Regions from separate parts of the Mus musculus genome. Here region 2 is linked to region 1. A link is a contact called in ENCODE Hi-C data. All regions are on one chromosome and are shown on one strand. The core of a region is the stretch at or near the end of the contact, and the rest is flanking DNA. Distances in the headings are between cores, read along the strand shown.

Evidence for each region. A loop is a pair of places that touch in the nucleus more often than their neighbours do.
Region 2: a loop to region 1 is called in a map of T-helper 17 cell, with 463 times the contacts of the local background. The contact joins two enhancer-like sites. A Hi-C loop is called at or near these places in 4 of 37 maps with a recorded cell type or tissue (T-helper 17 cell, T-helper 2 cell and regulatory T cell).

Annotation. Positions count from the first base shown.
Region 1 is chr11:40,687,343-40,692,265 of GRCm38, forward strand. It overlaps Mat2b (methionine adenosyltransferase II, beta), which reads right to left. Exons shown (of 7, transcript NM_134017.2): 2 at 259-453. Among named protein-coding and RNA genes, the nearest start is that of Mat2b, 2.9 kb to the right of the region's middle. Within about 2 kb of position 2,506, at least 1 of the 3 ENCODE cell types and tissues checked has a DNase peak (open chromatin) inside an H3K27ac peak, as active enhancers do.
Region 2 is chr11:120,902,749-120,907,671 of GRCm38, forward strand. Ccdc57 (coiled-coil domain containing 57) reads right to left here. Exons shown (of 19, transcript NM_027745.1): 4 at 1,236-1,337; 5 at 775-932; 6 at 568-642. Among named protein-coding and RNA genes, the nearest start is that of A430102A20Rik, 28 kb to the right of the region's middle. Within about 2 kb of position 2,827, at least 1 of the 3 ENCODE cell types and tissues checked has a DNase peak (open chromatin) inside an H3K27ac peak, as active enhancers do.

The DNA.
Region 1 (4,923 bases), core at 1,256-3,755:
CTCCCCACATGCTGTGGAGGACAGGGAAGAGGATCCAGCTCTGGGACAGAACACCTGCCAGCACGCTCGGGAACCTCTTGCCTCAACACCAAGCACCACTCCACAGCATGCCACACAAGGACACTCTGCATTGTGGTGGCTCAACGGGTCACAACTTTCAAGCACAACTTCCCGCAACCAAACCAAGCACACACTTTCTGTATAAGCCAGGCAAGTCCTAAGAGAACACATAACAACTGCAGACATACAAGCCCATACCTGGAAATCATGAATGAGGTGATGAACAGCTTCAGAATCCAACAGGTTCACTTGTTCGAATTTTGGTCTTGCTCTTCGAAAGCCACAGCCAACGGTGTGCCAGTTGCTCTGCTGAAACTCTTTGTAAACTGCTCTGCCAAGAAGCCCAGTGGCACCAGTAATGAGAACCCGCCGGCTAGGGATGTTCACTTCCTCCTAGAAGAATAAAGGGGTTAAAGCCATAATTCTCTTAAAGGCATTATTGTGTACCACATACCTGAAATGTTAACTATTTTTTTAAATTAATTCCACTACCTAAAAGTCAGTTTTAAAGTTAGATTAATCAATCCACCTGCATCAACAACTGCAAGACTTAATGAGTTTGTGTTTATTTTATTTGCTCTGTCTGAGTGTTTTTGCTCTGTATGCATATGTGTGTACTACCTGCATTGCCTGGGGAGATCAGAAGACGGTATAAAATCATCTGGAACTGGAGTTACAGTGAGCCTGGGTCCTCTGCAAATCCACACAGAACTCTTAACCACAGCCATCTTTCCAGTCCCCACTGACAATCAGCCTCCTCGAGACAAGGAAGACTTGTTTATGAGCACACCGTTTTTGTAGAAGACAAACATTGGATGGCTTACAATTATCCATTACTGCAGATCTGATTGCCCTCTTCTGGTCATACGTGTGTGTGTGTGTGTGTGTGTGTGTGTGTGTGTGAGAGAGAGAGGGGGGGGGAGGGAGGGAGGGAGAGGGAGAGAGGGAGAGAGGGAGAGAGAGAGAGAGAGAGAGAGAGAGAGAGAATGAATGGGTAGAAGAGATGGCAGACCTGGGTTTGATTCCCAGCATTCAAATGGCAGCTAACATCTGTCCTTAGCTCCCGTTTCAGAGGATCTGATGCCCTCTTCTGGCTTCTGTGGGTACCAGGCGTGCACATGGTTATGGTACACATACATACACTCATGTACATAAAGTAAGTTTACTTTTTTTAGATGAGTAAGAATAAAGTTTTAGTAATCAAGAAAAAGAACCTGAGATCACTAACAACTTCCCCATTTGATTTAGATTTCATATTAACAATGGAAGTTACTTTCTTTATGATGGATGAAGTGATCATATCACCCCATAATTAGTCAACAGGCGTTTCACATCTTCTAAGATATTCTGAAAATGCACAAGGCTCAGATGAGTCACATTTTGACAGGACTGAAAATCGGTCAGGGCTGGAGAAATGGCTCAGCTGCTAAGAGCACTGACTACTCTTCCAAAGGTCCTGAGTTCAATTCCCAGCAAACACATGGTGGCTCACAACCATCTGTAATGGGTTCTGACACCCTCTTCTGGTTTGTCTGAAGTCAGCTATAATTGTACTCATACATAAAATAAATAAATAAATCTTTAAAAAAAAGAAAATTGGTCGACATTTCATAGGAGTTTATTTGGAATAAAGTCAACTAATATGTCCCTCGGTCAGCACTAAATTTACTTACACAAAATACTTATGACTAACAGATACAGATAGAAAAAAAAACTGAAAAAACATTTGTGTTCACAGTAAAAATTTAAAATTACTGCTTAAAGAATATTTTGATTTTTGTATACTCAAGGCAAAGTTCCAAAAATTGAGTAACACTTTCCTGCCAAATTCTTAAGTAAAGCCAACTTTTCCTTTTTAAAAATAATGTTTTCAGCCAGCAGAGAGTCACACACCTGTAGCCAAAGCATGAGCTCTGGGGCTCAAACTTTCATTAGATTTTATCACAAGGTCCTATTTCTGTTAAAGTCACATAATTCTGAGTTGGAAAAAAAAAGTGTGCACACACACATATATACAGGCAATATCCAAAGACATTTTCGGGTAAATGATTTAGTAAACATACATACTTTAATTAAGGACCCCCAAATCAGCTGTTTCTAGCATTTAACAAAAGCTGAAATCCAAAGGGCAGGGATGGGGGAGGGCAGCATAGAAAAAAAAATCTATTAAGGATTTTAATTCAATGAATTTCAAAACATTTTTAAAAAAACATTAATGAGACTTCATGTGGTGTCCTTTATAACACTTGGCTCTAAGCCAGGCAATTTATGAAAATGAAGACTTGATCCGGCAAAATGTTTTCTTCGAACTTTGGCAAGAAAATAACTCTCCAAAGGCTTAACTCTAAACCAGGTGCAGTGATGACCTCAGTGAACAGGAGGGTGCCAGCAGCCTGAGCATAGCCTGCTCTACGGAGGGGATTCCAGGCCAGTGCGGCCCACTAGGCAAGACCCTGTCTCAAAAACTATACTTGTACACGTACACACACACACACACACACACACACCACACACACAGCTGAAATAAACGGGGTCAAAGCATGCTAAGTCTAGTATAGATTCACAACACTGTACATGTAACAAATACCATGAAGAGGTCTGGGAAAACACCATAAAGGAAAACAGATGGGGCTGGAGAGCGTGGTTTGAGTCCCAACACCTACACGGCAGGTATCAACAATATGTGTGACTCCAGTTCCTTGGGGAGCCAACATCCTCTGTGGACCTCAAAGGGTACTGCATGCATGTGGTGAACAAACATACAGGCCAAACACCCACACACATAACATTTAAAAACCTAAAAAAAAAAAAAAAAAAAAAAAAGTTGCTCTTGCAGAGGACTGGCATTGGGTCCTCAGAGTCCATCCTGGGCAGCTCACACCTCCCTGTAACTCCAGCTCTACTGGAATGGACACCTTCTATTGGCCCTAGTAGGTATCAGACACATGGTACACGGCTATACACTTAGCAATCATGCATAATTGAAAAAAAAAATCATCTGATGCAGGAGGGTCTCAATGAATTCAAGACCAGCCCTGATCTGTCTGGGAAAACAAATACAAAACAACCAGAAAGTTTCACATTCACTTTCAACACTTTCAAGTTTTCACATTCACTCTCTACCTCTCTAACATCCTTGGACACCCTTGGGATTTAAGAAACAAGATATCTAGATTGCTTAATAGGAATGGAATTCAGAGGGGAACAGCTCAACTCCCTGTACGTACACACAGGCAGTGTTCTTAACAGGAATTGGTATCAGGCTGCCTCACTAACATTAACTATGCCAAGTCTCAGCTGGCAACAAGAGTGAATGTCAGTTGCACAGGTTGAGAGAGCAACACCAGCATGCAGATTCCAGCTGTCTGCACCTTCTGCCTGTTATCTGCTTTTATGAAACAGGGTCTCACTATGTAACCTTGGCTTGCCTGATAATCATTCCTGCCTCAGCTTTTAGAGTGATGGGACTGAAGTATAAGCCGCCACGCTCAGCTACTGTACCATTTTTTTTTTTAATGAAAAAGGTTGCTGGGTGTGGTGGCATCATCAATCCCAGCCCACTGGAGGTGGAGCCACGCAGATCTCCGGGGATTTGAGGACAGCCATGAATACACAGTGAGACTGTTTAAAACAAACAAACAAATGCAACAACAGAAAGAAAAAACAAACAAACAAACAAAAAACCACCCTAAAAAGCAATCACATCTCCTCACCACTACAAACTTCCTGAGTACTGAGATTACAGACATGAGTTAGCACACTCAGTTTACCACTCTCTACTTTTCTTTTACTGAACTGGGGAAATGCATTAAGCCTACACGAATACATGCTCATACGCACACACCTTTGGTCACATGCCGTCACCAGTCTGGAACTGCAAATACATTCGAACTTTGGCTAAGGCCCAGCCATTTGGAGATAATATTGAATGTGCATCACGCAAATGTAAAAATTTCCCATTATCAACTGGTTGTGGTGGCTCAGATCTTCAATCCCAGCACTCCTCGAGGCAGAAGCATCTGAGTCCAAGGCCAGCCTGGACAACACATACTGAGTTCTAGTTTGGGTTTCTATTGCTGTGTGAAAACATCAAAGCATTGTTTGGCAGGAGGTACTTAGCTTACCATTTCCACATCACTGTTCGCCCCTGAAGGAAGTTAGGACAAGACCCTGGAGGCAGGAGCTCACACAGGCCTTGTGAAAACTGCTTAATTCCTCAGCCAGCTTTCCTAAACAACTCAGGACTATAACAGCCCAGGGGCTCCGTCCTCCCAAGTCAATCGCCAATTAAGAAAAGGCGCTACAGGTTCACCTAATAATAGCCTAATCTTATGGCGGTATACTCTTAACAAGAATCCCTCATCTCAATAGGGACTCCCTTATCTCTAGTAACTCTAGCAAGCACAGGACCCTCCCCCAAATTAAAAGTTTGCATTAAAAAAAAAAAAAAAACTGGCCACATCCTAGGCGTTTTTATATCAGCAAGACACATTAGTTCATCGACTGTGCTGGATACATTCTGTAGGTCAGTAAGTACTTAACGGGCTTGAAACACGGGACCGTGGACCAGACTTGGAAACATGCTGGGGGAAGTTTACCAGACATGCAATTTCTTTCAGCAGTCTTCCACCACGCAAAATACAGCGGTTCAGAAAACGTAGAAGCTAAAAGCCCAACACTGGAATTCCTGCTCAAACCTTCCTGAATAAACTCGAGGCGGTGCCCGTCTGCCTACCAGGGAGCCTGAGCGTTCACAGCACCGCACAGTCGGAAATCCTGACAGCCTTAAAAGTGCCTCAAGGAACCCGCCCCGTGCAAACTATGAATTCACCAAGTTGACCCCGCCGACACCGCCATTTATGG
Region 2 (4,923 bases), core at 1,577-4,076, about 80 Mb after region 1:
AGAATCCAGAGTCTACATCAGCAATAGTAGGGGGACATCAGCATGGCAAAGCTTGAGGCGATCGTCTAAAACTTATACACTAGCTAGTAAGACAGCCAAGGTCTAAATGTTAACGCTTAATTTTTAAATACTTATTTACCTAGTATGGAGGCATATGTGTGGAGTCAGTTCTCTCCTTTTACCACATGGGTTCCAGGGATGGAACTCAGGTCACCAGCTATGGTGACAAGTGACTTTATCCACAAAGCCATCTCATTTACCCATAAAAGTTAAAATTTAACTAAGGTTATATTTTTAAAAGCCTGTTTTAGACACTGGAGACTAAATCCAGAGTTTTCAACATTCTTAGTTTGTGTTTTATCAATGACCTGAATTGGACTCTTGGTCCTTAAAAAGTTTAAGCTTGGAGACACCGGATGCCTAACCCTCTCTGAGGAAGGAGAGCATGGTGCCAGCCACAGCAGCGTCCCAGCTCAGGCTGCCCGCCCACCTGCCACAGGGCTCTTGTCTCCAGTAAGCAAGATCTAGACTCTTTTCCAGTGGCACCACCCAGGCAGAAATACGCACTTCCTCCTGAAAGTCTCCTCAGCTTTCTTCTTGGCCAGCTGTGCCGAGTAAAGCTTCTTCTCCAAGCCCTTTATCCTAAACAGAAACCGTATCAGTAAAGAGCAGTTACGTAAGAGATCAAAGAGTAGAACGGAAAGATGCCAGGAAGGCAACGCCACCAGATCTAGTCCTTACGGCCACAATGCCTGGAGAACAGAACCTACGCACCGAGCGTCCTTCACGGCCTCCAGATCCTGGAGTTCCCGGGCACGCTCCTGCAGCTTCCTCTCTAATTCCACGTGTTCTGCTTCTGCCTTCTGCAGACTCTCTGCTGCCCGTGCTCCAGCGTCTCTCAGAGCTTGCAGCTCTTTGTTTAGTAGTTTTATCTGAGAAAGATTGAAAAGTTCCAGGAGAGGAGATGGGTAAAAGGAACAGTGTGAAGCCTGGCGTGGTCCCAGCGCTCGGCAGGCACAGGCAGGCGGAGCTCTAAGTTCAAGGCCAGCCTGGTCTACAGAGTGAGTTCCAAGATAGACGGGACTACACAGAGAAACCCTGTCTCAACAAACAAACAAACAAACAGACAGACTGACTGACTGACTGACTGACTAACAAAGGAACAGCATGGTATTCTGCAGCACTGGGTAATTAAAGTTGCAATGGTGATTCGAAGCCCAGGGCCAGCCAGTTACCTTGAGCTCATGTGTCAGGACTACGTTGCTCATGTCGTCAGCCCTCAGCTGGAACTCATGCTCTCTTCTCTGCATTTTAGATTCAAACTCCAGCAGCAGCTCCTGGGACAAAAGAGCCAGGAGTGAAGGAGAGTGGCTGCCGCCAAGGCCTCAGCTTAGGTGTGAGACTGACACACAGTGTGAATCACGGTTTTATACTACAAACAAAGTTTTCTGTTCTACAGATAAACTGCTTACCTCTATTTCCCTACCACCACTCTTCAATATCTGTACATCTATACACGCTTTTAATCCCAGCACTCAGGAGGCAGAGGCAAGCGGATTTCTGAGTTTGAGGCCAGCCTGGTCTACAGAGTGAGTTCTAGGACAGCCAAGGCTACACAGAGAAACCCTGTCTCGAAAAACAAACAAAACCAACCAACCAACCAACGACAGAACAACAAAAATTCTCAGGTAAAATGGGGTCATAGATGAAACCATTTTAAGAAGCCTCTCTCTGAGGGATGACTGTAACTCTTGCAGTTCGGTGAGCACCCAGGTTGCAGCCATTGCTGTCAGGCTAGCATATATTCCCTTCTGCAAACTTCCTTCTCATTTCTGACATGATGAGGTCTGCCACGGGGTCCTCGGTTGATACGAGAGTTTGGATCCTCCAGTTACTAGCAAGCCAAAAAACCTAATTTCTATATTTCTGGGGCCAGGTACTTAATCTCATTTTTGATCAGCACAGAGCCAGAGCCCCTGGAAGGACTGAGTGCTCAGGCACATATGCCAGCCCTAGTCCTGGGCCCTGCCCTGCCCTGCCCTCCACCAGACTCCAGCCCTGAAGGACAGACTGAGGGAGGACAGATGCAGCTCTGAGGGAGTTGTCCCCACCCTTACCCCATGAAGCACCATCCAGCCCTGGTAGACAGGTGCACTGTGTGAGTTCTGCAGCAACAGGTCTCACTTTCTGGCTCAGGAAACTGCAGAAAGCACAACTAGAAGTTATATTTCACTTTTTCAATCCCTTGAAAGGTAAATGTGAAATATATAGTCACGTGAGTGACCCTTATTGGAATTAGAATATTAAAATCATTACTATAATTATAAAATCATGGCTGAATGCTTGCCTGTTATGTGTGGTGCCTTGGGTTCTATTCCAAGCATAGGGACAAATGAAAGACAAAAGGAAGGAAAGAAGAAAGAAAGGAAGGAAGGGAGGGAGGGAGGGAGGGAGGGAGGGAGGGAGGGAAAAAGGAAAGGAAAGGAGAAGAGAGGAGAAGGGAGGGGAGAGGGGAAGGGAGGGGAGAGGAGAGGAGGGGAGGGGAGAGGAGAGAAGGATGGTGAGTTAGTAGAACCTACCTGTAAACAGAGAACCTGGGAGGCAAAGATAGAGAAGATCCCCTCAAGTTCTGGGCAGCCTTGGCTACATGTTAGGAATCTGTCTCAAAGGACAAAACCAAAGCAACCAACTAACCAAACAGCAACAAATCCACAGAATTTGAAACAGTTTTTTCTGAACAAAATCCACAGAGGAAGTTCTGCAGGTTGTGGCCACCAGAGAGCAGAGTTCCATGCTAAGTCAAGCCTGTGCTGCCACCTTCTGGTCTTGCTGGACAGTGTGACAGGCAGCCATGACCTGTCTCCACTGTGCTCTTGTCAATGTTCTGGGGACCGTGTCTCTGGATAAACCATGGGACCTCACACAACAGTCTGTCACTCTGTCTCCTTGCACACATTCTTTGTCTCAACAACTGGCAGTCATCCTCTGTGGCACCTGCCTCTTCCATCAGGCCCATCAGAGCTCAGGGTCAGATGTCCCCACTGGCTCCCCTTCTGGGCATGCTCATATCTGCAGGGGCCTACTACCCCATCAGCCTGCTGGCTACTTCTCCCATGCCTGGCCCAGTAAGTCCGCAATCATGTATGTCACTGCTCTACACAAACACTCAACAGTTTCCCATGGTGCCAAAGTCTTTAAAGGCTCTGAAGGCCGAGCTCCACTTTGGACATTCGTCCTCTGAACTTGAACTCTATCTTCTAGGTATCTCCGAGCACATGGGCAGGTTCTTGTCTTCCTCCTCCTGAACTCTCTTCTGCACCCTCACCAACGTCTGTGGCTCCTCTTGCCCACTCACTGTACTTGACTCCTGACCCTCCCGTCTCATCACATCTATAGGCAGTTAACTGTCTCAAGGTGTTCTTCCCTCTATAAGGGCAAGCATGGCAGGTATGACTGACAGGCATGACAGGTATGACAGGAATGACAGGGATCCGTGCGCAATCCCAAGCCTGAAGAGCTACCAGCATGCAGCATGCATTCAGAAACATTTCTGAAATGAGTGGGTAAATTTCCTCCAATGTCTTGTGAGCCTGTGACTATCCAATAAGAAAAAGGATTTTCTCTGGTTCACAGTACGTGATAACTGACCAGTCAGTTACTAGTTATAAACTTGCCTCAACTTATAAGAGAAAAATCATTATTTCATTGAATTGGTTCTATTTACAAGGGTGACCAACATGTGAGATTCTGGCCCAACAACAGAAAAGAGCAATTGAGCAAAAGAGTTGTTGGTCTTTAAGATTCTGTGTTAACACAACTCTCTGCTCACAACTACCCAGAAGGCCAAGACTGTTCCAGGCCAGATCAGGCTGCTATAGGCAGACTGCCCCGGGCTGCAGAAGGCTGCCTCAGGCTGGCTATTCCAACCCACCAGGGGCAGACCTTTCCCTAGCCTCCTGCGGCAGAGCTGGCACAGTAGCATGTAAGGCTTGGTGCTTCCAGAGATAGGGCTAGGGACACCTGAGTGTGCTCCACTGAGTCTGCACAAACTAATCACTCAGCCGCCTTTCCCAGCTAGAGACTCTCTTGAAGCTCCCTTGGTGACTTTGGTACCACTGCGAGAGTGTCATTTCTTAGACACAACAGTTGCTGAGTTGTTTTTGGTGGTTGTGTTGCTGCTAACTTTTTAGACAGGTTCTCATTTTGTAGGCCAAGTTGGCCTTAAACTCACAGTGATTCCCCTGCCTCAGCCTCCCAAGTATTTATTAAGATTTCTTGCTACTTTGAACCACCACATCTGGTACAATTAATCTTTTCTTGACTACATTATTTCCAGGCTTTGGCTCAATGTGCAAGACTCTTGGCTGTTTCCGAAGTCAAACTGGTCATTCCCACTCCACTCCGCATTCTCTTAAAGGCACGATCGACCGCTCATCAGACCCAGATAGATGCCCTGACAGGGAAAGCTAGGTGGGAACGGCAGGAGGTGATAGAGACCTCAGGCGATGGGTAGGGTGAGCAGGAAAAAAGAGTTCTTGGGAGGCAGGCTTCTCCTCCCACCCCCCAGACAGGGTTTCTCTGTGTAGCCCTGGCTGTCCTGGAACTCACTTTGTAGACCAGGCTGGCCTCGAATTCAGAAATCCGTCTGCCTCTGCCTCCTGAGTGCTGGGATTAAAGGCATCTAAAGTCATCTAGAAGCTCGTTTAATTAGGGGAAACAAAGGTTATTTAGGCCTTTGGGGGGTGAGTAGGGGCTGGGGGATGAACTGGGCCAGGGTACTGGAAATGCCTTATTTGCAAAAGGAGGAGTTCCAGGTGATGACCTTATAAGGAGAGAGGAAGTTTAACCTGTGTCTTGGCCACCAGGCTATGTGACTACCTCAAAGGTCACAGGGATCAAAGCATGGGTCTATGTGTGCTGGGA